2 separate regions of the Homo sapiens genome follow, and region 1 is linked to region 2. A link is an interaction called in ENCODE POLR2A ChIA-PET data of the cell type or tissue named here. Cell type or tissue: Panc1. All regions are shown on one strand. Links, peaks and the distances in the headings refer to the core of each region. The heading gives the core; the rest is flanking DNA.

Region 1 (16,906 bases), core at 3,032-11,031, 170 kb before region 2:
CCAAAATAAAGTGCCACAAACTGGGTGTCTTAAGCAACAGAAATTTATGGTCTCTCAGTTCAGGAAGTCTCAGATCAAGGTGTGAGCAGGGCCACACTCCCTCTGAAGGTATGATGGGAGGATCTGTCTCAGGTTTCTGTCTTAGTCCACTCAGGCTGCTATAACAAAATGCTATAGGCTGAGTGGTTTATGAACAGCAGAAATGTGTTTCTCACAGTTTTGGAGGCAGGGAAATCTAAGACCAAGGTGCTCACAAATTTGGTGGCCAGTGAGGGCTCACTTTCTGTTTCACAGATGCTCATTTTCTTCCTGTGTCCTTACATGGCAAAAGGGGTGAGGGAGCTCTCTGAGATCCCTTTTATAAGGGCTCAGATCCCATTTGTGATGGCTTTGCCCTCATGATCTAATACCTCCCAAAGGCCCCACCTCCTAATACCATCACATTGGGAGTTAGGATTTCAGCATATGAATTTTGTGGTGATACAAACATTCCATCTGTAGCAGGCTGTCTCTTACCTTCTGCAAGTTCTTTGACTTGTGGCACCATACCTCTAATCTTCCTGTGGCATTCTCCCCATGTGCTTGTCTCTGTGTCCAAACTTTCCATTTTTATAGGTACACCATTTATATTAGGGCTCACCCTAACGACCTCGTCTTACTGTGGTCATCTGCAAAGATCTTTCCAAATACGGTCACATTCACAGGTACTGGGGATTAGGACCTCAACAACTTTTGGGGGGACACAATTCAACCCATAACGTCATGTGTCTAGCAAAATGTCCTGCACTTATCAGGTGCTCAGTTAAGGTTTGTTAAGAGACCTTGAGAGCCACCAGTGAGGCATGGCTTTCAGCCAGTGTGTTTGAGACCCGTGGGCAGGGGTGAGGTGAATGAGCTATGCCTAGTGGCCGCATCACTTCCTGCTAAGTTTCTGCAGGGCTGATGGATGGGGAGGGGACACAGTGAAGCAGTTCATCTTCTTTTAAAAAACAGTATTTTCTCCCATGAAGAATATAATGTCCTCGGGCTCATTAGTACCTAAGAAGAAAGGGATTTGGGCTGGCTGCCTTTATGGCAGCGGTGTCAGGCCAAGAGGTTGTAAACATGCCATCCTCTGGAATGCATCTGCTTGCTTCACTTGGCAGATTCCTCAAGAGTTGGATGAACTCCAGCCAATGTCTGAGTCTCTGTATCCCATGTGGGGCCCCATGAGAATATGTCTTGGTGTCTCCAGCCCACCCCTCTGTGCCCTCCTGTCCCAACTCTAGTACTGGTCTGAGGTAAACATTATTTTATTCTATTTTTTAAATTTAGACACTTCATATTGAGCACTTCTTAGATGCTTGGCACTTTATATGTCTTGTGTCATTCAGTCTTGGCCACAATATTACAAAGCTGACTTTTCATTTAATTGGGGGAATATATCATATATAAAAATGAATAAATGTTATCTGGAGAGTATTAAAAAAAATAATGAAATGTGCAGCAATTACCCAGGATAAGAAACAGAACATTACCAGTACCTTAAAGACCTCTGTGTACCTCTCTCAAATTATAGTGCCCTCTCCTCCCTGCAAGAGAAACAGCATCTGAATTTTGTATTAATCATACCCCTGCTTTTCTTTACAGTTTACTAAGTATGCCTGTATCTCTTAGAATTTAATACTTAGTTTGGCTAGTTTTTGTTCTTAATATAAATGAAAGCATACTGCCTGAGTTTTAGTAGTTTATTTCTGTTGATCATCATTCATCCATGTTTTTGAGAGTCATCCATGTTGATACATGTTGTAGTCATTTGTACCTTTTTTCTGCTGTGTAATATTCCATTATATAAATATACCAAATTTACCTATTCTACTTTTCATGGACATTTGAAGAGTTACCAATCATAGCTGTTATGCATAATACTGCTAGAGCATTCTTATACATGATTTTTAACACACATATGCGATTTCTTTAAGCTACATACTTGGAGGGATAAGGGATGGATTTCAGATAGGCATGTATTAATTTTACTAGGTAATGCCAAAGTGTTTTTGAAAATGCTTACACCAGATTATATTCCCGCTAACAATGAGTTAGAGATCTCATTACTCCACATCCTTGCTAACATTTGGATTTCTCATAATTAAATTTTTGCCTATTCAGTAGGCATGAAATTATAATTTTACTATGTATTTCCCTGATTACTAGAAAAGATGAGCACTAATGAAGTTGAACCCTCTTTCATTAAATGCCTACTTTTGATCATTTTTCTATTGGAATGCATGTTTTTTCTTATAGAATTATAGGAATTTTTAATATACTCTGGATACTAGTTGTTTGTATATCTGTTGAAATATTGTCTTCATCTTTTTGATTTCTCTTTTTATTCTCTAGATAATGTCTTTCAATAGCAGACATCTAACAGAATTAGATTTTCCCATTTTTATTTTATGGTTTAGGTTTTTATATCTTGCTTAAAGAATTCCTTCTTTACATTAGAATATCATAAATATATTGTCCTAATTTATCTTCTAAAAGTATTATATCTTTGCCTTTCATATTTAAGTCTTAACTCCACTTAGACATGGTGTTTGTGTATGGTGTAAAGAGAGACCTAACTTTAGGTTTCTCTATGTGGGTATCCAATTGTCCCAACACTATTTCTTTCTTTCTATGCTGATCTATTAATACAGTGGCAATTCAGTGTTTTTCTTGGTACAAACTTATGGGATACATGTGAAATTTTGTTACATGTATATAATGCATACTGATCAAGTCAGAGTATCAAGGATGTCCATCACCCAAGTGCAATATATTTTTGTTAGCTATAGTCATCCTGCTGTGCTATCAAACACTGAATTTATTCTTTCTACTTTACTATATGTTTGTACCCTTTAACCCACTTCTCTTCACCCCCCTGCCAAATCACCCTTCCTGGTCTCTGTTGTCTATCTTTTCACTCCCTACCTCCATGTGATCAAATTTTTTAGCTCCTACATAGGAGTGAAAAAATGTCTTATCTGTCTTTTTGTGCCTGGCTTATTTCACGTAACATAATAACCCCCAGTTCCATCTATCCTGCTGCACATGACATGATTTCATTCTTTATTATGGCTAAACAATATTCCATTGTGTGTGTATATGTATATATACACACATACATATATACATACATATATATGCATATATATGTATATATGCATATATATGTGTATATATATGTGTATATATATATGTATATATATATATACACACACACCATACTTTCTTTACTCATTCTTTTTTTGATGGACACTTACATTAATTCCATAGTTTTGCTATTGTGAATAGTGCTGCAATAAACGTGCAAGTGCAGGTATCCCTTAGATATAGTGAGTTCTTTTCATTTGGGTAGATTCCAAGAGTGGGATGGCTGGGTCTAATGGTAATTCTATTTTGGTTTTCTGAGAAAATTCTATACTGTTTTCTACAGTGGCTGTACTAGTTTATATTCCCACCAACAGTGTATAAGAATTCCCTTTTCTCTGTATCCTCACCAAACATCTGTTATTTTTTATTTCATAATAGCCATTAGGGTAAAGTAATATCTCATTGTGGTATTAATTTTCATTTCTCTGATTATTAGTGATGTTGAGCATTTTTTTCACATACCTGTTGGCCGTCTGTATGTTTTCTTTGGAGAAATGTCTACTTATATCCTTTGCCTATTTTTAAGGGGATTATTTGTTGTTGGTTGTTGTTTTTCCTGTTGAATTGCTAGAGTTCTTGTAAATTCTGGATATTAGTCCCCTAATAAATGAATAATTTGCAAATATTTTCTCCCATTCAACAGGTTATCTTTTCTCTGTTGATTATTTCTTTATTGTGCAGAAGGTTTTTTGTTTAATTAAGTTCCATTTGTCTATTTTTGTTTTGTTGCCTGTGCTTTTGAGGACTTAGTCATAAATTGTTTGCCTAGACCAATGACTAGGAGAGTTTTCCCTAGGTTTTCTTCTAGTATTTTAATAGTTTTGGGTCTTATGTTTAAGTCTTTAATTCATTTTGAGTTGATTTTTGTAAATGCTGAGATAGGGGTCCAGTTTCATTCTTCTGCATATGAATATCCAATTTTCCCAGCACAGTTTTTTCAGGAGGGTGCCCTTTACCCAATGTATGTTTTTGGCAGCTTTTTTGAAGATCAGTTGGCTATAAGTATGTGGCTTTATTTCTGGATTCTCAATTCTGTTCCATTGGTCTATATATTTTTATACCAATACTACAATACTATAGCCTTGTAATTTTTTTTTTTTTTTTTTTTTTTTTTGGAGACAAGGTCTCACTCTGTCATCCAGGCTGGAGTGTAGTCTCAATCTTTTGGGCTCAAGTGATCCTCCCACCTCAGCCTCCCAAGTAGCTGGGACTACAGGCATGTGCCACCACACCACACCCAGCTGCTTTTTTTTTTTTTTTTTTTTTAAGTAGAGATGAAGTATCACTATGTTGCCCAGGCAGGTCTGAAACTCCTGAGCTCAAGCAATCCTCCTGCCTTGGCCTCACAAAGTGCTGAGATTGTAGGTGTGAGCCATCACACCTGGTGCCTTGTAATATATTTTGAAGTCAAGTGATGTAATGTATCCAGCTTTGTTCTTTTTGCTTAGGATTGCTTTGGCTATTTGGGTCCTTTTTGGGTTTCATATGAATTTTAGGATTTTTTTTTTCTGATTTTGTGAAGAATGACATTGATATTTTGATAGGGATCGCACTGACTCTGTAGATTGCTTTGGGTGATATGATCATTTTAATGCTATTTATTCTTCCAATCCATGAGCATGGGATGTATTCCATTTGTTGGTGTCCTCTTTCATTTCTTTCATCAGTGTCTTACAGTTTTCCTTATAGAGATCTTTCACCTCCTTGGTTAAATTCATCACTAAGTATTTTACCTTTTGTGCCTATTGTAAATTGTATTGCCTTCTTGATTTTTTTCTCAGCTAGATAATTACTGGTGTATAGAAACACTACTGGGTTTTGTACATTGATTTTGTACCCTGTAACTTTACTGAATTCACTTATGAAAGCTAATAGTTTTTTGATGGAGTCTTTAGTTTTTTTTTTTTAGGTAGAAGATCATATCACAAAGAGGAACAATTTGACTTCCTCTTTTCCAATTTGGACGCCTGTTATTTCTTTCTCTTGCCTTATTACTCTGGCAGAACTTCCAGTGCAATGTTGAATAGGAATGGTGAAAGTGGGCATCTTTGTCTTGTTTCAGTTCTTTTTTTTTTTTGAGACAGAGTTTTTGCTCCTGTTGCCCAGGCGGGAGTGCAATGGTGCAATCTTGGCTCACTGCAACCCCTGCCTCCTGGGTTCAAGCAATTCTCCCACTTCAGCCTCCCGAGTAGCTGGGATTACAGGCATGTACCACCACACACAGATAATTTTGTATTTTTAGTAGAGATGGGATTTACCATGTTGGTCAGGCTGGTCTCAAACTCCTGACGTTGTGATCCACCCTCCTCAGCCTCCCAAAGTGCTGGGATTACAGGCATGAGCCACCGTGCCCAGCCTCAGTTCCTAAAGGAAAGGTTTTCACCTCTTCTCCATTCATAAAGACATTAGCTGTGAGTTTGTCATATATGTCCTTTATTATTTTGAGGTATGTTTCTTCTATTCCTAGTTTGTTCAGAGTTTTCATTATGAAGAAATGTTGAATTCTATCAAATAACTTTTCTGCTTCTATTGAATTTTATCAAATGATTTTTCTGCTTCTATGATCACACAGTGTTTTTTCTTGATTCTGTTGATGTGATGTATCATGTTTGTTGATTTGCATATGTTGAACCATCCCTTGCATCCCTATTATAAATCTCACTTGATTGTACTCTATTATCTTTTCGATGTGCTGCTACATTTGGTTTGTTAGTGTTTTGGTGAGGATTTTTGTTTTTGTGTTCATTGTGGATATTGGCCTGTGGTTTTCTTTTCTGTTTTGTCCTTGTGTGGTTTTGGTATTAGGCTGCTGTTGGCCACATAGAATGAGTTAGGGAACATTCCCTCCTCTGGAATGGTTCCAGGAGGATAAGTATTAGTACTTCTTTGTACATTTGGTAGAATTCAGCTGTGAATCCATCCAGTCCTGGACTTTTCTTTCTGGGAGACTTTTTATTATCACTTCAAACTTGCTACTAGTTATTGTTTTGTTCCAGTTTTCTATTCCTTCCTGACTCAATCTTGGTAGGTTATATTTATGCATTTCTGCTAGGTTTTCTACTTTGTCAGCTTGTAGTTGTGCCTAACAGTTTCTGATGATCTTTTGTGTTTCTGTGATATCAGTTGTAATGTTTCCTTTTTCATTTGTGGTTTTGCTTATGTCTTTTGCTTTCTTGGTTATCTAGCTATGGTGTATCAATTTTGTTTATATTTTCAAAGAACCAATTTTTGTTTCATTGATCTTATGTATTGTTTTATTAGTCCCTATTTCATTTAGCTCTGCTCTGATCTTTATTATTTCTTTTCTTCTGCTAATTTGGGGTTGGGTTTGTTCTTGCTTTTCTGGCTGCTTGAGGTGCATTGTTAGACTGTTAATTTGTAATCTTTCTCCTTTTCTGATGTAGGCATTTATTGCTATAAACTTCCCTCTTAGCACTGTTTTTGTAACCCACAGGTTTTTGTGTGTTGTTTCCATTTTCAGTCATTTTAAGACCTTTTTTGATTTTCATCTTAATTTCTTTGTTGAATCAGTGGTCATTCAGTAGTATGTTGTTTAATTTCCATGTATTTGTATAGTTTCCAAAGCTCCTCTTGGTATTGATTTCTAGTTCTACTCCATTATGATCTGAGGAGATATTTGATATGATTTTGATATTTAAAAATTGTTGAGACTTGCTTTGTGGCCTAACATATGGTGTATCTTGGAGAATGTTCTATGTGCTGATGAAAAGAATGTATATTCTGCAGTTGTTGGATAGAAATTTCTGTAAATGTCTGTTAGGTTCATTTTGGTCTAAAATGCAGTTTAAATCCAATGTTTCTTTGTTGATTTTCTGTTTATGATCAATCTAATGCTGAGAGTGCGATATACTGTAGAAGTTCCCCACTATTATTGCATCGCAGTCAATCTCCCTATTTAGATCTAGCAATATTTGCTTTATGAATCTGGGTGCTCTGGTGTTGGGTGCATATATGTTTAGAATTGTATCCTCTTGCTGGATTGATCCCTTTAATTTATCATGATATAATGACCTTCTTTGTCTTTCTTTTTTTTTTTTTTTTTTTTACTGTTATTGATATAAAGTCTGTTTATCTGATATAAGTGTAGCTATTCCTGGTCCTTTTTGGTTTCTGTTTACACGGAATTTTTTTTTTCATTTCTTTACTTTCACTCTAATTGTGTCTTTACTAGTAAGGTGAGTTACTTGTAAGCAGCATATAATTAGATCATGTGGGTTTTAAAAAAATTTTTCATTTAGCCATTCTACATGTTTTTGTTTGTGTTCTATAACTTTTAATTTAAGGGCTATGTGTGCATATTTGTTATATAGGTAAACTCATGTCACAGGTGTTTGTTGTACAGATTATTTCATCACCCAGGTATTAAGTCTAGTTCCCATTAGTTATTTTTCCTGATCCCTCCCTCCTTCCACCCTACCTCCTCCAGTAGGCTGCAGTGTTTGTTGTTCCCCTCTATGTGTCCATGTGTTCTCATCATTTAGCTCCCACTTATAAGTGAAAACATGCAGTATTTTGTTTTCTGCTCCTGTGCTAGTTTGCTAAGGATAATGGCCTCTAGCTCCATCCATGTTCCTGTAAAGGACATGATCTCATTCATTCAACATGTTTTCAGTGGAAATTTTAATTCATGTTTCTGTAATATTATTCATTGTTTTCTGGTTGTTTTATATATTCTTTGTTCTTCTCCATTTGTTTTATTGATTGTTTTTGTGGTTAGGTGAATTTCGGTAGTGATACAATTTGAGTCCTTTCCCTTCCTGTTTTGTGTGATTGCTTTACCAGTAAATTTTATATTTTCATGTGTTTTCATGATGGTAGAGGGTCCCAAGAAACTGTTCACCTTCCCAGCCCACTGTGGTCACTACCAGCATCCATGAAAGCTATCTGGAGGCCCAAAAATTGGCCTACTGATAACTACCAACATACACCAGCATATACCACCCTAGAACACAAAGATAAGCTTACTCAGTCCACTGCTGCCACCAATGGGGTCTGAAGAATGGCTAATATACTTTGTATCTGTGTCCCCTCCTAAATCTCATTTTCAATTGTAATCCCCAATGTTGGAGGTGGGACCTAGTTGGGGAATGATTGGATCATGGGGTGGTTTCACATGAATGGTTTAGCACCATTTCCTTGATGCCGTTCTCATGATAGTGAGTGAATTCTCATGAGATCTGATTTTTTGAAAGTGTGTAGCACTGCCCCCTTCTTTCTTGCTCCCGCTCCCACCATGTGAGATGCCTCAATTCCCTTTGCCTTCCACCATGACTGTAAGTTTCCTGAGGCCTCCTCAGAAGCCAAGCAAATGTCAGAATCATGCTTCCTCTATAGCCTGTGGAACTGTGAGTCAATTAAATTTCTTCTCTTTATAAATTATCCAGTCTCAGGTATTTTTTTATAGCACAGCAAGAACTGACTAAAACAGAGATTTTGTCTCAGAAGTGGGGTAGAGCTATAAAGATACCTGAAAATGTGGAAGGGAAGCAGCTTTGAGATTAGGTAACAGGCAGAGTTTGGAAGACTGTAAAAACTTAGAAGAAGACAGGAAGATGAAAAAGTTTGGAACATCCTAGAAACTTGCTAAATGTTTGTGACCAAAATGCTGATAGAAATGTAGACAGTGAAGTCCAGGCTGAGAAGGTCTCAGGTGGAAATGAAAAATGTATTGGGAACTGGAGCAAAAGTCACTTCTATCATATCCTAGCAAAGAACTTGGCTGCATTGTGCTCCTGCCTTAGGGATCTGTGGAACTTTGAACTTGAACATGATGATTTAGGATATCTGGTAGAAGAAATTTCTAAGCAGTAAAGCATTCAAGATGTAGCCTGGCTGCTACTAACAACATATTACGTGAGCAAAAAAAATGACCTAAATTTGGAGCTTATATTTATATTTATATATATTTTTTTTTGAGAAAGAGTCTCACTCTTGCCCAGACTGCAGTGCAGTGGAACAATCTCTGCTCATTGCAACCTCCACCTCCCAGGTTCAAGTGGTTCTCCTGTCTCAGCCTCCTGAGTAGCTGGGATTACAGGTGCCTGCCATCACACCTGGCTAATTTTTGTATTTTTAGTAGAGATGGGGTTTCACCATGTTGGTCAGGCTGACTAACTCAAACTCCTGACCTCAAGTGATACACTCGCCTCGGCCTCCCAAAGTGCTGGGATAACAGGCATGAACCATCACAGTCAGCCTAGAACTTATATTCAAAGGGAAAACAGAGCATAAAACTTTGGGAAATTTGCAGCCTGGCCATGTGGTAGAAAAGAAAAGCCCATTTTCAGGAGAGAAATTCAAGCAGGCTGCAGAAATTTGCATAAGTGAAAAGGAGCCAAGTGCTGATAGCCAAGACAATGGAGAAGAGGCCTCCAAGGCATTTCAGAGATCTTTGTGTGGCAGCCCCTCCCATCACCGGCCCGGAGGCCTAGGAGGACTGAAAGGTTTCATGGGCCAGGCCTGTGGCCATGCTGCCCTGCACAGCCTTGCTGCACTCTAGGCACTTGAGCTCTGCCATGATTTTGTGTTTCCTGAGGCCTTTCAGCCATGCTTCCTGTACAGTCTGTGGAATTGTGAGTCAATTAAACCTCTTTCTTCATAAATACCCAGTCTCAGGTAGTTATTTATAGCAGTGTGAGAACAGACTCATACAGAGGGCTTCCTGATGTAAGTCACATCTAAGATGAGGCTGAAGGCTAGCAGGGAGAATGAGTCTACAATGTTTCACACACAGAAACCAACTGCAGAACAGCTCAGGCTTTGAGAGGAAGGGTCGCAAGAGTCAAGGCTGGAAGGTGGGCAAGAGCAGACAGGAAAAGGGCTTATCAGTGTCTAAAGTTATTGGAATTCTGTTTAGAGTATGTTAGGGAGCAGTGGAAGTTTTTAAGGAGAGTTTATTTGGAAAAATTGCTCTGGTTACATTATGGGGAATGGATTGCAGGAGGAATGAGGTAACGGCGGCCTGTGGGACTGAGAAATATTTAGGAGGTAGGGCTTTGAATCCAGACTGCCTGGGTTCCAATCCTAGCTCCATCGCTTTTAAGCTGTGTGACTTCAGGCAAATTACTCACCTTCTTTTGCTTCAATTTCCTCATCTGTATACTATGAGAGACTCCACCTTTTGGGTTGTTGTGAGGCTGAAATGAGTTAACATATACCTATATAGGACTTTTCATAATGCCTAAAGCATATTAAGCTCTAAGTCTGATTGTTATTTAAATACACAGGATTTAGTGGATGATTAAATAAAGGAGGTGGGGGAGAGAGAAAAGAGTCAAAGATGGTTGATAAGGTTGAATGATAAAGATGCCAGGTAAAGGCACAGGTTAATTTAGTATGAGGAGCCAGTGAGACATCCATGTAGAGATGTCTAGTTCACAGCCAGATGGCCTGACTTTCTTGTTCACCAAGTATCCCTGAAGCCTAGGACATTAAGAGCTAGAGAATGATAATAAAATTCAGTCCCTGCTTTTGAGGAGCTAAATAAGCAGAATGGTAAGGGTTTGACAGAAGAATCCACTGGGTGCACATGGGATGGCTCCTGCCTAAGCTCAGGTCGGCAGGGAAGACCTTCCAGGGGAGAGGTACTGACCTCGGTTGTGAAAGACAAGTAGGAGCTACTCAGCTGATGGGAGCAGGGAGAGGAATGAGGCAGGGGCTATGCTGGGAGAGAGGACAGATATGCAACAGCACAACAGCAGGAGAACAGTGTGGATGGAACAAAGGTTGCAGAGGAGAACAATGGGAGATAGAACAAGGAAAAGGCAGGGGCTGATCTTATAAATGGTGCTTTGGAGTTCAGACTTTACTCCCTCTTCACAACACGGTGTGAAGTTGACTTTTCTTTTTTTCTCACTCACTTTTTCTAGGAAATGCTGGCTTTTAAAAATGTCTCCAACACATGAAATGCTCTTGCCTCATTAGGAAAATAGTTCATAGTGGATCTATTTTATCAATGTGGTAGGTCGTTACACAGTCTTTTGTGGTCCTGCACTCCTCTGTAATGCTGCATCAAAGGGTTTGTTCAGGTTGGAGGCCTGGCTACCTTTCTCTCTGTAGGATGCCCAGGGCAATTTGATGACAGTCTGATGGTAACAAGGAAGCTTCTCTGCTCCTCTTCATGTGTTAAGTTCATGGCAAAGAGCCAGCTAGCACCCAGACCTTGTTTCCCGTCAAAGCGCCTGTCTCTCTCAACATGATTTTTTCTTTCTGCCTTTGAGGCTTGGTAAAGCCATCCAAAATTTCAGCCAGAAATGTAGCTGCAGGCAAACGCTGACAAAACATCCTTGTGATTTTCCACCATCAGGAGCCCAGGTGTGCCCCTCGTGACTTCATGCCCTTCCCCCTCACACTCCACAGACCTCAGTTACCGTTGACTGCCTGTAGCAGCACCAGGCCACCGAATCTGGCCTGAGGAGACACAGGCTGCTAATTTTCCAACCCCAGTGAAATTTCTTGAAATTTCACACAGGTTTCAAGAAATGGCCGTGCGCACAGAGCAGCCTTCTGAGTAGCTGGGGTTACTCCTGGAAGGCTGCTCTGTGCCCACAGTCACAGCATTCCCAGAGTGGCTAATGTTTCCCCAAGGTGTACTTCCTCCTGGACCCTGGGGTTCACTGGAGATAGGAGAGGCAACATGTTCATTGGAAAGTTCTGTGACTCAATAGGAAATCAGATCTGGGTTCAAATCTTGGCTTAGCCACTCACTAGTTGTGTGATCTCAGAAAAGCTAAACATTTATTTCCTCACCAATAAAATCTTCTGTAAAACATAAGGATGATAATGACTACTTTGAAGAGTTGTTGAATGAATTAGAAACAGTTATATAAAGAGCCTAGTATGAGGTAAGCATTTAGAAACTGACAGCTACCATTAATAGTAGCATTTTGTAGCATTAGAGCCTTAGGGTATTGGACTGCAAGATTTCAGAGTTTCTGAGAACAGAGGGTGGACGTGCACAGTTTCCTGCCAGGTCAGGCAATGAGGTAGGTTAGAGGTAGGGAGGTGATCATACCCTGGCCTCCAGGGATTAAGAGCCTCTCCCTGATTATTGACCTGTTCCCCATGGGACAGTAGGGAGGTTAAAGGGTGTATCTTTTTCAGTAATTCACCTCTTCTCTGGTCAGGGGCATAGATTCCCTAGCTTCAGGGACTCCTCTGTCTTCTTTAGAAACCTCTTTTGCAATTTCCCCAATGCTAATATTTAATACATAATTTTATAATTAGCACGCCCCAGTCACCATCTCCAACTGGTCTGCAACACCCTCTGGAACTTCAGTGTGATGGAACCTGTAATGCTCCCCTGTCCTCCCTCCACAGAGTTGGCTGTGGGAGTCTCTCTCCTCATTCCTATTAGGTCTATTCCAGGCATATCCTCACTCACTGCCGGTTGGTATCTCAATCCAGCTGCATTCTTTGTTCTGGAATCATTCCAAACAGGGAAGGTCAGATATAATGCACATACAACCTACCTTTCAGGCATATAAACTTCAAATCCACTCTACAACTGTGCCTGAGCTGTAGGCGTGGCAGGAAAAAGCAGAATGCTGCAAGGCTCCTCGAGTCAAATCCTTTGGGATTTGAGCAATCTTCCCAGCCAGACGTTACAATATGCTAACACCCTTGTGAGTCATGAAGTCACTCATGGTCAATTCTGTTTGGAGAACAGGATGAATAATTGAAAGTAACTGGGTGTTTGCCTGAATCCAGGCCTAACACAGTATTTATTCTGTTTTTTTGTCTCTTTTTGCCGAAAACAAACATGTCTGGTTTCTCTTCTTCCCCCACTTACCCTGCCTACCCCTTCACTGGATCTCAAAGGAAAGTTCAAAGCCTTTCGCACAGTTAGACCCTATAGGGTGGCCCTATCTCCTTCTCCAGCATCTCTCTGCTTACCTAGAAAGACCAGACATGAGGGCAGCCACATCCTTAGGGTACGGACCGAAAAGCCATAAACTTAATTTTCTTTAACTTTTTCTGTTGGAATAATTTAAGACTTACAGACAAGTTGGAAAAATGAAACAGAACATTCCTCCATTTCCTTAAACTATCTTCCCTTGTTAACATCTTATGTAACCATAGTACAATGATCAAAACCAGGAAAATAACACTGGTACAATACTATTAACTACACTACAGTCTTTATTCAAATTTCAACAGTTTTTCCACTAATATCTTTTTTCTGTTTTAATAGTATCCAATCTGGGTTCCCATGTTGCATTTAATTGTCACAGCTTTTTAATTTCCTTCAATCTGTAATCATTTCTCAGTCATTAATTATTTTTCATGATCTTAACTCTTTTTTTTTTTTTTTTTTTTGAGACAGAGTCTCACTCTGTCACTCAGGCTGGAGAGCAGTGGCATGATCTCTGCTCACTGCAACCTCCACCTCCTGGGTTCAAGCAATTCTCCTGCCTCAGCCTCCTGAGTAGCTGGGATTACAGGCACGTGCCACCATGCCTGGCTAATTTTTGTGTTTTTAGTAGAGATGGGGTTTCACTATGTTGGTCAGGCTGGTCTCAAACTCCTGACCTCAAGTGATCCACCCGCCTCAGCCTCCCAAAATGCTGGGATTACAAGCGTGAGCCACCACGCCCAGCCGACCTTGACTCTTTTAAAGAGTACTGTTCAGTTATTTTGTATAACATGCCTACATTTGGACTTGTCTGATATTTTATCGTGGTTAAATGGATATTATATGGTATTTTTTAGCAAAATTACCACAGACATGAAGGTGTGCCCTTCTCAATGCATCATATCGGGGTAAATGCTGTTGATAGGTCTTATTACTAGTGATGATAACCTTGAACATTATTGATTAGAATTATATTCTTTATGCTTAGCTCCTAAACATTTGTTCCTCTTCTCTAATTATCCTTACTCCCTTGGTGAACTCATCCTTTCTCATGGGTTGGAGTACCTTCTGTCTAATCCCCAAAGATACCCAAATTTATACATTTTTTTCTGGATCTCTCCTCTGAGCTTTAGTCCATATATCCAACAGCCTACTCAATCTTTCCACTTGCTTATCGAAAAAAGGCCTCAAACATAATTCAAAATCAAACCCCTGGCTGGGTAAGGTGGCTCACGCCTGTAATCCCAGCACTTTGGGAGGCCAACGCGGTGGATCACCTGAGGTCAGGCGTTCAAGACCAGCCTGACCAACATGGAGAAATGCTGTCTCTACTAAAAATACAAAAATTAGCCGGGTGTGGTGGCACATGCCTGTAATCCCAGCCACTTGGGAGGCTGAGGCATGAGAATAGCTTGAACCTGGGAGGCAGAGGTTGCTGTGAGCTGAGATCACACCACTGCACTCCAGCCTGGGCAACACAGAGAGATTCTGTCTCAAAAAAAAAAAATAAATAAAATTAAAATAAAAAAATAAAACCACAGAATTTCCAGAAGTCTTCTACAGTTTAGTAAATGGCAATCCATCTTTCCAGTAGCTCAAACCAAAAGGCTTGGTGTCATCCTATTCCTCTCTTTCATTCTCACTACAACCAATTCATCAGAAAGTGCTGCCGGTTCTATATTCAGAATCTATCCAGGACCTAGCCACTTCTCACCACCTTCTCAGCCACCACCTTGATCTAAGCCACCACTACCATCTTCTATCTGGATTATGGTAATTAATGGTAATCTGGATTATTGTCACCCAACTGGTCTCTTGATTTTGGGCTTGTCCTCCTACAAGACAGACTCTGCCTCCTTCTGCAATCATGCCTCTGTGACTTTAACAGCTACTATGCTCCCCTAGCTCTTCCTTGAAAACACCAAGCATGCTTTTGCTTCAAGGCTTTGCTCATTATTTTCTCCCAAAATTTAGTTCCTTTTTTCAGTATTCCCCTGCTTAGTAAATGTGCAACCAATCCAGTTGCACAAATTGGAGTCTTGCAATTCTCCTTGATGATTACCTCTGCCCTATTCCTCATGTTCAATCCATCATCAAACCTTGTGGTTTTTTCCTCCACATAAATAATACTCAAACCTGTCTACTTCTCATTTCCACTGCTGACACCCAGCTTCGCCGTTATCCTCCTATCTGATCTCTTTGGCCCCTGCTAATTGGTCCTCTTCACTGCAGCCCAAGTTGTCTTTTCAAAATGCAAACCTGGTCAAATCACAGCCCTGCTTAAACACTCTTTAATGGCTCATTTTAATGGTTAATTGAGAATATAGACCTCAATTCTTAACATGAGCTACGTAACCTTCCCGGTGTGGCCCTCACTCTCTGTACTTCCAGCCATGCTGATGGTCTCTTCATTCCTCGAATGGCGTCATACTTCCCCCAGCTGCAGCCTTTCCTCTGATTGGAAAGCACTCCACCCACCCACCCTGTCTATCCTCCCCAGCCCCTTTTCTGCCAAGTTGAGACCTGTGCATGCTTCACACTGCAACTTAATTATCATTGCCTTGGTGGAGCCTCTCCTGACTCCTCAGTCTAGATGAGATTCCTTTGTTTCACACCACCAAAGAATCTTGCTTCTTTCCTACAGTACACTCTTTTTCAATAATTCGCCCCTTCTCTGGGCAAGGGCATAGACTCCCCAGCTTCAGGCAACTCCTCTGTCTTCTTTATAAACTCCTGTACAATTTCCCCAATGCTAATACCTAATATATAATTTTATAATTAGCACTTCCCAGTTACCAGCTTCAACTGGTCTGCAACACCCTCTGGAACTTTGATGTGCTAGAACCTTTAATACTTTCCCCTTCCCCCTCAGCAGAGTTGGCTGAGAAGGAGGGTGCCGAAGAAGGGGTTGAAGAAGGTGCTGAAGAAGGAGGTGAGTTATTAAAAAAGAGTCTTCTGTAGGCAAGAAGCAAGATTATAATTGCTTATAATTGTATGTCCAGTAGTGTGATTATTTGTCAAACATCTGTTTCCTCACTAGACTATAAATTTTATTTATTATAGCAGGTAGCAAAGTGCTTGACACACAGTTGGCATTCAACAAATAATTGTGGAACAAATGGATACATAGATGGATTGATGAAAATCATGCTTTTGAAAGACAAATCTAGCAAATCAGTAGAAGGAAGAGAAAGTGAAGGGAAGGAATTCTGAATAATTAGGAGGCTGGTAGAACAACACAGTCCAAGAAAGAGGAAATGAAATCCTAAACTAGGGTGTTAAGAGAGGGAATGGAAAGTAACTGTCTTTGGGGGGACTGTATTGTGCTACTGATATTACCAGGTCAACCACAAATAGCCCAGCAATACCCAAGACTCTGCTCTGTGCCAGCTTCTCACCCCACACGTGGGCGGGGAAATCAACAAACTCTTGGCCTGACCAGCAGTCTCAACACTGAGGGAAGTTCTGTGGCAAGGACAAAAGGCACTTTCTAGGACATCTTGTCTTTTAAAAAGACAAAGCCATTTGAACAACAAAGAAATTCCAGCACCGTTTTCTCATCCTCTGGACCCTGGGGGCTCATAAATAAGCTGGTTCTTGTGCTTTTAACAGCCTCTGATGTATTTGATTACATTTTCAATTCAGATGGTTCCATTACTACAAGAAGCAACTTCATTACCAGGAGGGCCCAGAGCCCAGACTATACTAGCTCTCTGTCATATAATTTAGCCTCAGTCATACCTCAGACAATATTTATACAAGGTCACTTCTTCAAACCATGTCTAGCCTTCCCAAATGACAATATTATTTATGCCAAATGCTTCTCCTAAGGGATGGAAAACTGCCAACTCTGGTTTA
Region 2 (16,906 bases), core at 3,057-11,056:
AACTAATGAAATACATATAACTTATTTATTTGCTTGTTTTTCCAGTAAAGAAAAGAAAAATAAGGTAATCCGTGAATAAAAACCATACTTGGGTCTTTGTTATTTGAAAAACTTGAATACTACTACAAAAATAACTTTTTCTTCAAGAAAATAAACTACCCCTTGCCCACAGATACATAAACACACACAAATATCATACACAAACTGAATCATCAGATATATTTGCAGACAAGTAGCCAGAAGGATAGAAACTTTTCCAAGAAATTATGAGACTAAGTAAAATGGTGCTTTTTATCTTGTCTTTCTCAGTTTGAAGCACTTAATTTGTCCTTCTCTTTAAAGTAAAACAAAACCAGACAAGTAAAAAAATTTATGAAAATAGTGGTTTTTGTGGCTTTTCTTATTATGTTACAATCATACACAGGTCTAGGAAAATAGCATGGATTTGCTCCTACAATTCCCAACTAGTCTGACTAATTCCCTAAAGTAAATGCTTTAATAAGATAAAGACTAATTCCACAATGAAAACCATTGTAAATGCTTCAAAAGGAGATAAAGTAGGAGGAGCATGGCTGTTTCACACTTTGAGGAAAATTTATGCTATGAAATGTATCAAATAATCTTCCAAAAAGAACATATGGTAGAAATATGAATAAGAGCTGAATCCTCATTCTCTCTCTTTTTCTATCATCTTGTTTGTAAACAGAACAGAAGAATAACGGAAATTAAAATCCAAAATATTTTCATACTTCTGGCAATCACTGTAAAAATAACTAGAATACCAGAATAAAGTACATTTGTATGGTGCTTGAATATGAATGGGTCATTTTACCTTTACATATTTTATTACTCTTAATGGAAATTGAATTTCTCTAAAATGTGGTCCCCTTTTTTTAAAAAATTAAACATAGTATTAAATAGGAGTTAATGAGAAAAAGATAAAAGTCTCAAAAACCCCAACAGAAAGGAGTAAAATCTGAGCAACCTTGCATTCTCCATTGATGCAGATATCCAGTGAATCCGCATTGCACTGGGTCCCATCGATCACCGCAGGAGCACGTTCAGTGTAGAAATTATAACCTTCAGCCAAGCAGTTTAATGCACAAGGTTTTACCCCACCTGGACAAATACAGTAGAAGAGAAATAAGTGGAGTGGTTGTCCTAATGAACAGTGATTCAGTATTATCTATGGCAAATTTATAATTCACGTAGACATCATTCCCTGCTTATATGCCTGATTGTGTAGGTTTCTTTCCCCCTTTTCTAAAATTTCACCTTTATTTTAATTGGTGGTGCAACTTAAAGGGGGACTTGCTCAGCAGTTTTCAGGTTTAAAAATTTCAGGTATTTCCATTATTTATTTATAACATAATTATATATTTATAATGTATTTTATATTTCTATATTCCATTATATATTTACAATTTTGGTAAAAAGGGATCATAGTGAAGGTAATTGAATGTTTTTTAAAAAAATAAATGAAAGAAAAACAATTTTTTTTTTGAGATGGAGTCTTGCTCTGTCACCCAGCCTGGAGTGCAATGGTGCCATGTCAGCTCACTGCAACCTCTGCCTCCTGAGTAGAGATTCTCCTGCCTCAGCCTCCTGAGTAGCTGGGATTACAGGCACCTGCCACTATGCCCATCTAATTTTTGTATTTTTAGTAGAGACAGGGTTTCACCATGTTAGTCAGGCTGGCCTTGAACTCCTGACCTCAGGTGATCCACCTGCTTTGGCCTCCCAAAGTGCTGGGATTACAGGCGTGAGCCACCGTGCCTGGCCAAGAAAAACAATTTTTTAAAAAAACCTAAGAAAATAAAATAACCTTGTCTAACAAACAGAAGTTTCTGCTACATATGTTACTGAAGCTGATACAAAAACTCTGCCACATCAAGCAAGGATATGGTAGTTATAAAATAAAACTAAATTTGTACCTGCCTTAAGCATATCATAGTCTGTGAACTTGGCTTTAGCATGGATATAAATTTTTATGAGATTAGCAAATCAAAACTAAAATTAATTATAGCTTTAAATTTGATTAATTCTTATGAAATTAGCCAAGGATAAATATAAAATATAGTATTATATTTGAATAATTAAAACACTAATTTTGTTTGTGAATAAATACACACAGCAATTTGAGCATTTTCATTTTGTCATTGAAATTTGTGTTTTTTAAGGCTGAAGTTAAAAATAGGCTTAGGTAACTGCAATTTTAAAAAACAGAGTACATATCATAACTACAGTATATTGGAAAAATAGCAATAAATGTGGACTTGTTGTATTAAAAGCAGCACAAGATAAAGCTACTATTTGTAAGTATGTAATTATTGACTGAAATCATGACTTAAAATATTTTCTTTTGTAATTCTACTTCATCACTTTGACCATATCTAATTATGCTGCTAAAACTTCTATTTGAAATAAAGAAGACTACTTCTAATAAAGGAAATAAAGCAGAAAGATGAAATGACATGGCTACATCTCAGTGAAGTTCTTAGAAATCATGTTTCTGCAGGTTGACGGTAAGCAAAGAAAAAGAAAATCGACTGGGTGGTAGAGTCAATGATAAATTAGAGACAGCACATTCCAGTATAGGAGATGACTGCTACAGTTGAATGTTGTTATGCAAGAAGATAGTCCAATATTGTCAGTCTGTTTTTTCAAGAGAAGATGAAAACTTAATTTTTTTTTCCATCTAAACTCTTCTTGTTTTTAAATGTAACAATTGATTCAAAGTTTTGTTACAAAAAATACTGTGGGAGGCTAAAATATGTATGTAGATAAAAATTGGTCCCTAAATTGCCAACTTACGACCTCTGGCCTGAGTCTATGTTTTCTTCCATTTTCAATGTTTCTAGGCTATAGAACTTCTATCTAACTTATAATGTGATTTTTAGCGTTAGGTTAATGATTAATTTTGCCATACTGAGCATAGAAATAACAAGTAATAAATAAAATAATTTCTTCCCAAACTGATAATAAAACTACTTGTATTTATTTTTATATGATTCTCATGAATTAAATTACCCAAAATGTCCATGAATCTTACTGGAAATTTTTTCATTATTACCCAATACAGTTCTTCTCTCATTTTTTTATCATAATGCTTTGGAATTTAATATAGCATTTTGTGCATTAGGCTTTAAAAAGAGAAGCTGAGTCTTCTGTTTATTCAATTTTAACATTAATTATGTAACGTAATATTTGATAGGCAGGACATATAAATACTATGGTTATATTCCTTAGCCCACTATACTAAGTGATGAAAATGGGAATAAGTTTCTTGTTTACTGCTGAAGATGTGTTCAGCTTCTTCTGATACAATGAGCTTTCAGAAAAGGTACCACTAGAGTGACATCAGCAAGATGGTGGAAGAGGAGCTTTCTACTATCATCTCCCTGCAGAAGGATCAATTTTGACAGCTACTTATAGACAAGTGTACCTTTATGGGACTCCAGCAGAAAAGTTCCAGCATGCCATTGGAGAAAAAAAAAAATTCCCCAAACAGACAAATCGAAGAGGTTTAAGACCAGTTTAATTTCACCTGTATCACACCTCCCTCAAGGCAGCACAGCTCAGTGAAAAGAGAGACTCCCTGCCACCCTCCCCAGCCTTTGATTCTCCCACAGGGGAAAGTGAGAGTATAGAGAGTAAGCACCAAGCTTCCCTAGCTGTGTGGGACGCTGCCCAAGAGTCCTACTGTTTTCTTGCCTCATCCAGAATACTGAGGTGATCAGCATGGCTGAGTGGTTGGAAGAGGCTGGGAGCAGAGAAGAGAGGCCATAGGCCCAAGTAACCACTCCATGGACTCTGTTGGGAAGCCAACTCATGAGCCATTTGAGATGTTTTGCCTATGGGCCACCTCATAACTAGTCAACAGTTGCCTCAAAAACTCTGCATGCCCCATTCTCCCCCAACTGCTGTAGGCCAGCAGCCCAAGCATGCTCCTATGGACTGAAAGTAAGCATTTTATGCAGACAGCCAACACAACTTTGCAGGATTGGGAGAAGTCATACAACTTGAGCATTTAGGGAACCACCCTAGAAAAAACAAACAGGCAGCTCTCAGCACCTGGTCCAGCTTTGTGGAATTCAGAGAGGGATACATTCTTAAGAATTCCTCCCCAAGAGAGAATAAGAGGTGTGGAGTAGGGACATCCATAGAAAAGGTCTGAGAGAGCCTCAGAATCTTTAACTGGGCTGTTTGGTAAAGACATTTTTCTCTGGAAGCCAGTTAGTAAAGACTGCGTTCTCCACATGCAAAGACAGCAACACAGTACTTCAAGAAACCAGAAGAAAAATCAAGAAAACATGATACCACCAAAGAAACATGGTAATATTCCAATAACCAACCCCAAAGACATGGAGCTCTATGAATGGCATGAAAAAGAATCCAAAATAATTGTTTTAAGGAAGGTGAGGGAGCTATAAGAGAACACAGACAACTTAATGAAATCAGAAAAACAATACATGAACAAAGTGAGAAGTTCAATAGATAGAAATCATTAATAAAAACAGATTCTGGAGGTAAAGAAAACAATGAATAAAATGAAAAATGTAATAGCATCAACAGTAGACTTGATCCAGCAGAAGAAAGAATTTATGAACTTGAAGAGGGGTCATTTAAAAATCTCCAGTCAGGCAAAAAAGAACAAAAAGGATTTATGGGACATCACCAAGATAACTACATTTTCACATTATAGGAATCTTAGGTGGAAAAGAAAGTGGAATAGGCTTATTTAAAGAAATAATGGCTGAAAAATTCCCAAATCTAGAGAGCAATATGGACATTCAAATACATGAAGCTCAAAGATCTCTAATAAGGCTGAACCCAATGAAGACTTCACACACACATTATAATTAAACTGTCAAAAATCAAGGACAAAGAATTTTGAAGGCAAGAGAAAAAAGATTCATAACATACAAGGGAACTCCATAGGTCTATCAGCAGATTTCTCAGCAGAATCCCTGCTGGCCAGAAGAGGCTGATAGCTACACTAATTTGTGAATGGACTACGATATAAAAAGATGTAGACTGTAACATGAAAAATATAAAATAGAAGAGTAAAAGTGTCAAATTTTTGTATATGATTGAAGGTAAGTTGCTAATAGCTTAAAACAGACTATTATAACTATAGATTTTTATATAAGCCTCATGGTAATCACAAAGCAAAATACCTAAAGCATATATATATATATATATATATATGAAATATATATAATACATTATATATATGAAATATATATAATACATTATATATGAAATATATATAATACATGATATATATGAAATATATATAATACATGATATATATGAAATATATATAATACATGATATATATGAAATATATATAATACATGATATATATGAAATATATATAATACATGATATATATGAAATATATATAATACATGATATATATGAAATATATATAATACATGATATATATGAAATATATATAATACATGATATATATGAAATATATAATACATGATATATATGAAATATATATAACACATATGTATGAAATATATATAACACATATGTATGAAATATATATAACACATATGTATGAAATATATATAACACATATGTATGAAATATATATAACACATATGTATGAAATATATATATAACACATATGTATGAAATATATATATAACACATATGTATGAAATATATATATAACACATATGTATGAAATATATATATAATACATATGTATAAATATATATATAATACATATATATGAAATATATATAATACATATATATGAAATATATATAAAATACATATATATATGAAATCAAAGCATACTACTACAGAAAATCATCAAATTACAAAGGAAGACAGCAAAGAAAAATAAAGGAACAAAAAAAGTCTACAAAACTGCCAAAAACAATTGACAAGATATAACTAGTAAGTAATTATTGAAAAATAATTACTTTAAATGTAAATGGATTAAATTCTACAATGAAAAACAAAATGAATTTTTTTTAAAAAAAAACAAGACAACTCTATATTGCCTACAAGTGACTCACTTCAGATTTAATAACACACATAGTCTAAAAGTTAAGTGATGGGAAAATATATTCCATGGAAACAGAAACCAAAAGAGAGCTGGGAGAGCTATACTTATATCAGACAAAATAGGCTATTAGTCAAAAACTGTAATAAGAGACAAAGAAAGTCATTATATAATGATAAAGGAGTCAATTCATGAATTCAGTACAATTTACCATTGTAAATATGCACCCAACATTGGAATACCTAAATATATAAAGCAATATTAAAATACAATGAGAGAAATAGAAAGCAATTCAATAGGAAGATACTTCAGTAGTCTACTTTCAACAATGGATAGATCATCCAGACAGGGTACCAATAAGAAAAAGATGCACTTGAATTATACTTTAGAGCAAATAGAATAAATAGACATACAAAAAATTCCATCCAGAAGCATCAAAACATACTGTCTTTTCAAGCCCACACAGAAAATTTTCCAAGATACATACATGTTAGGCCACAAAACAAGTCTTAACACATTTAAGATTGAAATCATATCAAGTATTTTTCTGACCACAATGGTATAAAACTACAAATCAGTTACAAAAAGAAAACTGGAAAATTCACAAATATGTGGAAATTAAAGAACATGCTCCTGAACCATCAATGGGCCAAAGAAGAAATAAAAAATTAAATCTAAAAGTATCTTATGACCTGTGGCCAGGTGCAGTGGCTCACACCTGTAATCTCACCACTTTGGGAGGCTGAGGTAGGTGGATCACTTGAGGTCAGGAGTTCGAGACCAGCCAGGCCAACATGTTGAAACCTAGTCTCTACTAAAACTACAAAAAGTTAGCTGGTCATGGTGGTACATGTCTGTAATCCCAGCTACTCGGGAGGCTGAGGCAGGAGAATCACTTGACCCTGGGAAGTGGAGGTTGCAGTCAGCCAAGATTGCACCACTGCCCTCCAGCCTGGATGACTAAATGAGATTCTGTCTGAAAAACAAACAAACAAACAACAACAACAAAACAAACCAACAAGAAACCTTATGACAAATAAAAATAGAAACACAGCATTCCAAAACTTATGAGATGCTGGAGATGCACTTCAAGGAAAAAGGATTATAGCAATAAATGTCTAACATGAAAAAAGGAGAAAGATTTCAAACAACTTAACTTTACATCTCAAGGAACTAGAAAAGGAAGAACAACCTAACCCCAAAGTTAGAAGAAGGAAGGAAATAACAAAGCTCAGGGCAGAAATAGATAGAGAAAATAAAATAAATTGAAAAGATAAACAAAATTGAGTTGATTTTTTTTAAGATAAACAAAATTGACATACCTTTAGCTATACTAGGAGAGAAAGAGAAAAGCCTCAAATAAAAATCAGAAATGGAAGAGGAGACATTACAACAGACACCACAGAAATGCAAAGGACCATGAGACTGCTATGAACACTTATATGTCAACAAGTTAGATAAACTAGAAGAAATGAATAAAGTTCTAGAGACATAAAACAAAGACTGAATCATGAACAAATAGAAAATCTGAACAGAACAATAATAAGAAGAGAGGTTGAAACAGTAAAAAAAAAAAAAACCTCTCATCAAATAAAAGTGCGATACCTTATACTTCACCAGTGAATTATACCAAACATTTAAAGAAGAATTAATACCAATTTTTCTCACACTTTTTCAAAAACATTGCAGAGAAGGGAATACTCCAAATACATTTTATGAGGGCAGCATTACCCTAATAACAAGCCAGACAAAGATACTAACAGAAAAGAAAATTATAAGCCAATATCCCTGATGAACATGGATGCAAAAGTTTTCAACAAAATACTAGCAAATTAATTAAATGGCAAAAATTAAAAGGATCATTCATCATGATCAAGTAGGGTTTATCCTGAGGATGCAAGGATGGTTCAACATACACAAATCAGGCACTGTAATACACCATATTAACAAAATGAAGGACAAAATCCAAATGATCATTGCAATAGATGCAAAAACAGCATCTGACAAAATTCAACATGTTTTCATTATAAAAATTAAGTACAGAAAGAATATACCTCAACACAATAAATGTCCCATACAACAAGCCCACAGCTAACATCATACTCAGTGATGAAAGGCTGACATTTTTTCCTCTAAGATCAGGAACAAGGTAACGATGCCCATTCTCACTACTTCTATTCAACATAGTACTGAAGTCCTAGTCACAGGAAGTAAGCAAGAAAAAGAAATAAAAGGCATGCAAGATGGAATGGAAGAAGAAAAATTGTCTCTGTTTGCTGACAACATATTCTTATACATAGAAAACCCTAAAGGCTCCACCAAAAAACTGTTAAAACTAATACAAAAATTCAGTAAATACGGATACAAAAATCAACATACAAAAATCAGTCCATTTCTATACACTAACAATTAATTACATAAGATAGAAATTAAGAAAACAATCTTATTTACAATAGCCTAAAAATACTTAGGTATAACACTGATGAAAAAAATTGAAGAAGACACAAATAATGGAAAGATGTCACGTGTTCATGGATTGGAAAGATCAATATTGTCAAAATGTCCATACTTCCCAAAGTGATCCATGGATTTGATGCAATCTCTATGAAAATTCCAATGACGTTTTTCACAAAAATAGAAAAAGCAATCCTAAAATTCATATGAAACTAAAAAGGACTCCAGATAGCCACAGCAATCTTGAGCAAGAACAACAAAACTAGAGGCATCACACTTCCTGATTTTGAACTATATTACTAACCTGTAGCAATCAGAACAGTATAGTACTTTATTAAAACAGATAAGTAGAGCAATGGGACAAATATTAAGCCTGAAAATAAGCCCATGCATATATAGTCAACTAATCTTTGACAAAGGTACCAAGAAAATAGAGTGAGGAGAGGGCAGTCTCTTCAATAAGTGATGCTGGGGAAAATAGATGGTCACGTGCAAAAAAAAAAAAAAAGAATAAAGAAAGAAAAAGAAATTGGATACTTATACCATACACAAAAATCAACTGAAATGGGATTAAAGAATTAAACGTAAGACTACTAGAAGAAAACATAAGGGCAAAGCTCCAGCACAATGGTCTTGGCAACGATTTTTTGGATATGACACCAAAAGCACAGACAAAAAATGCCAAAATAAACAAGCGAGACTATGTCAAACTAAAAAGTTTCTGGACAGCAAAGGAAACAATCAACAAAATGAAAAGGCAATCCACAGAATAGGAGAAAATACCCAAAACATATAAGGAACTCATACAACTCAATAGTAAAAAAAAAAAAAATCTAATTAAAAAATAGGCAAATAATGTGAATAGACTTTTTTTTTTCCCAAAGAAGAGATACAAATGGCAACAGGTACATGAAAAGGTGTGCAAAATCACTAATCATCAGGGAAATGCAAATAAAAACCACCATGAGATATTACCTCACACATGTTAGGATGGCTATTACAAAAAAGTCACAAGATCACAAGTGTAGGTAAGGATGTGGAGAAAAGAAAACTCTTATATACATTATTGGTGGGAATGTAAACTGGCAGTGCCATTATGGAAAACAGTATGCAGCCTTCTCCAAAAATTAAAAATAGAATAACCATATGATCCAGCAATCCCACTTCTGGGTATATATCCAAAGGACATGAAATCACTATCTTGAAGAGATACCTACACTCCCATGTTCATTGAAGCATTATTCACATTAGTCAAGATATGGAAACAACCCAAGTGTCTGTCAACAGATGAATGGATAAGAAAATTGTTTTATATAGACATATGTAATGAAATATCATTCCATCTTAAATAAGAAAGAAATAAAGAAATCCTGGGGCACATAATGCTAAGTGAAATAAGCCAGATACAAATACTGTATGATCTCACTTATATGTGGAATCTAAAAAAGTCAAACTCATAGAAACAGAGAGAGCTTATCAGGGATTGGGTGGAAATAGGGAGATGTTGCTCAAAGGGTACAAGCTTTCAGTTATAAGAGGGATCAGTTCTAGAGATCTAATATAGTATAGTTAAGAATAATGTATAGTATACTTTAAATTTGTTAAGAGAGTAGATCTTAGGTATTCACATCATACACACAAAAAAGGTAAATATGTGAGGTGACGGATACATTAATTAGCTTGATTATGGTAATCATTTCACAGCATATATGTATATCAAAACATTACATTGTACACCTTAACTATATACAATTTTTATTTGTCAATTATATCTCAGTGAAACTGGGGAAAGAAAGGTAAGGCTGTTGTGATGGTTAATACAGAGTGTCAACTTGATTGGATTGAAGGATACAAAGTGTAGATCCTGGGCGTGTCTGTGAGGGTATTGCTAAAGGAGATTAACATTTGAGTCAGTGGCCTGGGAAAGGCAGACCCACCCTTAATCTGGTTGGGCACAATCTAATCAGCTGCTAGCTAGGCTAGAATATAAGCAGGCAGAAAAATGTGAAAAGAGAGACTGGCCTAGCCTCCCAGACTATCTTTCTCCCATGCTGGATGCTTCCTGCCCTCGAACATTTGACTCCAAATTCTTCAATTTTGAAACTCAGACTGGCTCTCCTTGCTCCTCAGCCTGTAGATGGCCTATTGTGGGACCTTGTGATCGTGTGAACTAATACTTAATAAACTTCCCTTTATATATATTCCATCAGTTCTGTCCCTCTAGAGAACCCTGACTAATACAGTTGTTAATTCCAGAAAGAATTTAAAATGATTTTCTAAATGAAAGGTCATATTAACCAATTACCTTAAGTTAATGCTTAGTATGAATTTAGGATTAATTCACTTTGCATGAAATTATGTAGATGGCAATTATTAAGTCTGTAAATTATTTCAGACACTTCTTCTTCTCCTATACTATGGCAAAACAATCCCAAAGGTATATGCACCTAATAAAAAAGATTCAAATACATGAAGCAAAATCTTTTTAAAAATGAAAGCAAAGCCATATAATAGTTGGAGATTTTAACACAGCACTCTCAATAATTGATAGAATGAGAGTAGAAAAAAATCAGAAAGAATATAAAAGATTGAAAACAACATTCTCAACCAAGTTGATCTCATAGATATCTATAGAACACTATGTAGCCAATAACTGCAGAAAACATTACTTTCCAAGTATACACAGAACATTCACCAAGAAAAGAGTATTCTCTAATCTTTTTCTTTCTTTTTTTCTAAGACAGGATCTCACTCTACAGTGGTGTGATCATAGCTCACTGTAGCCTCCACTTCTCGAGCTCAAGTGATCCTCCCACCTCAACCTCCTGAGTAGCTGAGACTACAGGCATGTGGTACCACACCCAGCTAATTTTTTATTTTTCGTATAGACAAGGTCTCACTATGTTGCCCAGGGTGGTCTCCAACTCCTGGGCTCAGGAAATCCTCCCAACTTGGCCTCCCAAAGTGCTGAGATTACAGGCATGAGCCACCACACCTGGCCCATTCTCTAATCTTAATGCAATTAAATTATATATGAACAACAAGAAATTCTAGAAAATTTCAAATATTTGGAAATTAAAACAAAACAGTTCTAAGTAACCCAGAGGTCAAAGAACTCACAATGTAAATAAAATAGTTTGAACTAAAAGCTATAAAATATAACATCAAATTTTGGAAATGTAAAAGAGCGAAAGAAACTGAAAATAGATAAGAAAATAATAACTATAAGAGCAAAAATTAATAAGCTAGAAAAAAGACAAATTACAGAAAAGAGTACCAAAGCCAAAATTTGGTTCTTTGAAAATATTAATAAAATTGATAAATCCCAAACAAGACTGACCAAGAAAAACAGTGAAAACACAAATTATCAATACCAGAAATGAAAGCATACATCACTACATATTTTATAAATATTAATATTAAACGGCATAACAAGAGAATGTTATGATCAATTTTATGTCAATAAACTGGACCACATGGATATAACATAAATTTCTTAAAGACACAAAATAAAAAACTGAAATAAGGCCAGGCATGGTGGCTCACACCTATAATCCCAGTACTTTGGCAGGCTGAGATTGAAGAATCCCTTGAGCTTAGGAGTTTGAGAACAGCCTAGACAACATAGGAAGATGTAGTCTCTAATAAAAATAAAAATTAAAAATTAATTTGCCCAGCGTGGTGCCTAGCTACTCAGGAGGCTGAGGAGGGAGGATCTCTTGAGCTCAGGAGATTGAGCCTGCAGTGAGATATGATTGGGCCACTGCAGTGCAGCCTGGGCGACAGAGGGAGACCTTGTCTCAAAAAAAAAAAAAAAAAAGAAAACTCCACAAGAAAATAAAATAAAATAAAACAACCATATAGCCCTTTTCTCTTAAGGGAGTTAAATTTTTAATAACAGGTTTTCACAAAGAAAATATCAAGCCTGGCTGGTTTTACTAGTGAAATCTATTCTAAGGAAGAGATAACACCAATCCTAAAATTCTTTTAAAAATAAATAAAGATTCTATTTTGGGAAACCAGAATGCATCTGATACCAAAACTTAGCAAAGACATCATAAGAAGAATATTTACAAATTACAAGAAAAATATTTACAAATTTAAACACAGATGCAAATATCCACAATAAAACATTATCAATTAAGTTAAATACAATAACACATAAAAAAATACATCATGATCACATGGGGTTTATCCTAGAAATATAAGCTTGGTTTGAGGTTGGGCCTGTTGGCTCACGCCTGTAATCCCAGCACTTTGGGAGGCTGAGATGGGTGGATTGCTTGACCCCAGGCATTGGAGACCAGCCTGGGCAACATGACAAAACCCCATCTCTACAAAAAATACAAAAATTAGCCAGGCATGGTGGCACACACCTGCAGTCCCAGCTACTCAGGAGGCTGAGGTGGGAGGATGCTTGAGCCCAGGAGGTTGAGGCTGCAGTGTGCTGTGATCACACCACTGCACTCCAGCCTTGGCAACAGAGCAAGACTCTCTCTCAAAAAAAAAAAAATCTTGGTTTGAGATTGTCAAATCTATCAGGTCACTCAGCATATTAATAGGATAAAGAATAAAAAATACAATCAATACATGTACAAATTATACTCTAGGCCCAATCCAGTGCATTAAGGCAAGAAAATGTAATAAAAGGCATAAAGATTCAAATAGATTGTCTCTATTTCAGGACAACATGACTGTTTAACAAAAAAATTCTGAGCATCTGTAAAACAATTAGAATATGGGAATTTAGGCTGGATGTGTAATTCCAACACTTTGGGAGGTCGAGTCATGTGGATCACTTGAGTCCAGGAGTTGGAGACCAACCTGGGCAACATGGTGAAACCCTGTGTCTACAAAAAATACAACTAGCTGGACATGACAGTGTGCGCCTGTAGTCTCAGCTACTCAGGAGGCTGAGGTGGAAGGATCGCTTGAGCCCAGGAGGTGGAGGTTTCAGTGAGCCGAGATTGCGCCACTGCTCTCCAGCCTGGACAACAGAACCAGACCCTGTCTCAAAAAAAAAAAAAGGAATATGGGAATTTAGAAAGGTCACAGAATACAAAGTTAATATACAAATGTCAATGGAATTTTCAAAAGTTTTATTAACAATAGTGTCAAAACCATAAATCACTCAGGAATCGATTTAGTAAAGTACATGCAGGACCTTACACTTAAAGGAAAAACATAGCTGGGAGAAATTAAAGACATAAATAAATTGAGGGATATACCATGTTCAAAAATTGTAAAATTCAATAGGGTTTAATACTCAGTTTTTCCCTCAATTGATCTATAGATTCAACATAACACCATTCATAAGTCCAGCAGGTTTTTCTGCGGACATTAACAACTGATGCAAAAATTTACATGAAAATGCAAATCAGTTAGCATATTGGAAGAACTCTTATAAAAAACATCAAAGTTAATGGAACTTAAACTACCTGTGTTCCCGCATATTCTCACTCATAGGTGGGAATTGAACAATGAGAACACTTGGACACAGGGAGGGGAACATCACACACCGGAGACTGTTGTGGGGTAGGGGGAGGGGGGAGAGATAGCATTAGGAGATATACCTAATGTAAATGGCGAGTCAATGGGTGCAGCACACCAACATGGCACACGTATACATATGTAACAAACCTGTACATTGTGCACATGCACCCTAGAACTTAATGTATAAAAAAAAAAAAAACTGTGTTCATGACTATACTCTAGTTATAGTAATCAAGTCAGTGTAGTACTGGCACAGGACTGACAGATCAACAAAACAAAACAGAAAATCCATAAATATACTACAGATACAAATCATACCAAAAATTATTTTGAGATAGATCATAGATGTAAATGTAAGGACTAAACAATAAGACTTTTGGAAGAAAACATATGAAAATATTTTCTTAAGTTGAGGTAGGCAAAGATTCCTTAGGACACAAAACACAATGACCAGAAAGAAAAATTATTTAAAAATTGGAATTAAAAACAGAAAAATTAAAAGCTTATATGGATAAAAACACCATTTAAAAAGCAATGGGAAAGCCACAGAATGTGACAAAACATTTGTAAAACTTATAAATGACTACCACTTGAGAAGGTAAAACAACCCAATTAAAAATAGGCAAAAGATTTGAATAGACAGTACAAAAGGAGATATATAATGGCCAATAAATATATGAAAACGTGCTTAACATTATCATGAGAAAATGGAAACGGAAATTTCACTGAAATACCACTCTACTCCCACCAGAAGAAGACTGAAAAGACCAAATATTGACAAGGATGCACAACAAATAGAACCCTCAGACATTGTCGGTGAGAGTGAAATACGCTACAATCACTTTGGAAAAACATCTGGCAGTTTCTTTTAAAACTAAACTAAATTCACATGTAATCTATTGCCCAGCAATTCTACTCCTAAGTATTTACTCAAGGAAAATGAAAACATATGCTCACAAAATGATAGTACACAAATGTTCATAGCAGTTTACTCATAACAGCTAAAAACTAGAAACAACCCAGGTGTCCATCACAGCAGAATGGAAAAACTGGTTATTATGATGGAATACTGCTCAGCAATAAAAAAGAATAAACTTTTTTTTTTTTAAGAGAACTCCTAGACCCAAGTGATTCTCCCGCCTCAGCCTCCCAAGTAGCTGGGCTTACAGGTGTCTGCTACTGCGCTTGGCTAGAGTGAACCACTTCTATATACAGCAATGTAGATAGATCTCAAAAACATTAGGCTTAAAGAAGATTTACAATAGAATATGAAGTTCTGGAACAGGCAAAACTAAACTATGGTGAGAAAAAAAGTCAGAATGATGGTTGTCTCTTAGGAGGAGTAGGGAGAGGCAACTATTGACTGCAAAGGACTATAATGACTTTTATGGACTGAATGTTTGTGTCCCCCCAAAACCCGTATGTTGAAATCTTAATCCCCAATTTGAAGATGAGGCCTTTGGAAGGTAACTAGGTCATGACAGTGGAGCCCTCCGAATGGGAATAGTAGCCTTATAAGAAGGATCCCAGAGAGCTCTTTTCCCCACGCTTTCTGCCACATGAGGATACAATGAGAAAACAACAGTTCACAACCCAGAAGAGGGCCCTCACCAGACTCTAACCATGCTGACACTTTGATCTTGGATTTCCAGCCCCCAGTACCGAGAAATAAATTTCTATTTTAAGATCTCCAGTCTATGGTAACTTGTAATTACAGTCCAAACTGACTAAGGCAAAGATTAGAGGAATTTTGGAGGTAAAGCCAATGTTCTGTATCTCAATAGGATTTTTTAAGTATGTGCATTGGTCAAAAACCAGAGAAAGCATAGTTAAAATTTTGCATGTCACTGTACATAATCTTGCCTTAACAGAAAAAAGTAAACAAATAATTGAACTGTGGATAATGTTACCATGCTGAAGTACTTAGAGGAAAGTACATTAATGACTGCAATTTACTTTGAAATACATCAAAAAGTACGATGGATTAATAAATGGATAGGGAGAAGAACAGACATGTATGAAGAAAGTATAGTAAAACGTTAATGGTAGAATCTTGGTGGTAAATATAAAGTTGTCACTATAAAATTCTGTTAATATAAGATACTGGAAAAGCAAGCAAACAGTAAACTTATCTTAAGAGTATATTTCCTTTTTTTTTTTTTTTTTTTTTGAGATGGAGTCTCACTCTGTCGCCTAGGTTGGAGTGCAGTGGCGTGATCTTGGCTCTCTGCAACCTCCGCCTCCTGGGTTCAAGTGATTCTCCTGCCTTAGTCTCCCAAGTAGCTGGGACTACAGGCACATGCCACCATGCCCGGCTAATTTTTGTATTTTTAGTAGAGACGGTGTTTTGCCATGCTGGCCAGGCTAGTCTCGAACTCCTGACCTCAGGTGATCCACCTGCCTCGGCCTCCCAAAGTGCTGGGATTACAGGAATAAGCCACTATGCCTGGCCTCCAAGAGAAATTTTCAGCAAAATGTAATTTATATTTTGGGAGTGTAAAATACTTCTACTTATTGAACAATCAGTGCCTGATACATGCCCAAATTAAAGAGCAAAAATGTTTTCTAACTCTGAAAAAGAATAACAATAATCTTGGCCTTTGACTAAGCAACGACACAGAGTTTCCTGATTTATATTCTTATAACTTGTTTTAGGGTGATAATTGCAAACATTTAAAGATTATAATGTAACTTACATATACCCTAAGGAAGCCTCAAGCAGAACTCAAAAAATACTACATGGTTTTGATGTCTAGATATCCTTTCAAGGAATTTTATACCTTGTTAAACATAATTAGGTTTTAAGAAATGATTTCTGATCATTTGTACTAATATATAAACCTTATTACAGGGCAAATAAACCATGAAGCCTTTATAGTACTATAAGCATTTCCCTGCTTTTGTTGGCAAACACTAATTTTAACTAGT

What was found. ChIA-PET counts read pairs that join two places held together with the same protein. Peaks named below come from ENCODE experiments on the same cell type or tissue, not always from the same donor. Only the 100,000 strongest peaks of a DNase experiment are listed, where the experiment ranks them.
Region 1: POLR2A ChIA-PET joins it to region 2 with 10 read pairs; 2 of 35 experiments call an interaction of 5 or more read pairs at or near these places.

Annotation. Positions count from the first base shown.
Region 1 is chr5:65,050,132-65,067,037 of GRCh38, forward strand. LOC107986419 (a long non-coding RNA gene) reads left to right here and starts at 6,069. Exons shown (of 3, transcript XR_001742682.2): 1 at 6,069-6,198; 2 at 15,924-15,980. RefSeq lists an enhancer at 285-424. In Panc1, for the core only: no CTCF peak of the experiment used is centred there; no DNase peak of the experiment used is centred there.
Region 2 is chr5:65,225,101-65,242,006 of GRCh38, forward strand. ADAMTS6 (ADAM metallopeptidase with thrombospondin type 1 motif 6) reads right to left here. Exons shown (of 25, transcript NM_197941.4): 16 at 986-1,119. Among named protein-coding and RNA genes, the nearest start is that of ADAMTS6, 250 kb to the right of the region's middle. In Panc1, for the core only: no CTCF peak of the experiment used is centred there; no DNase peak of the experiment used is centred there.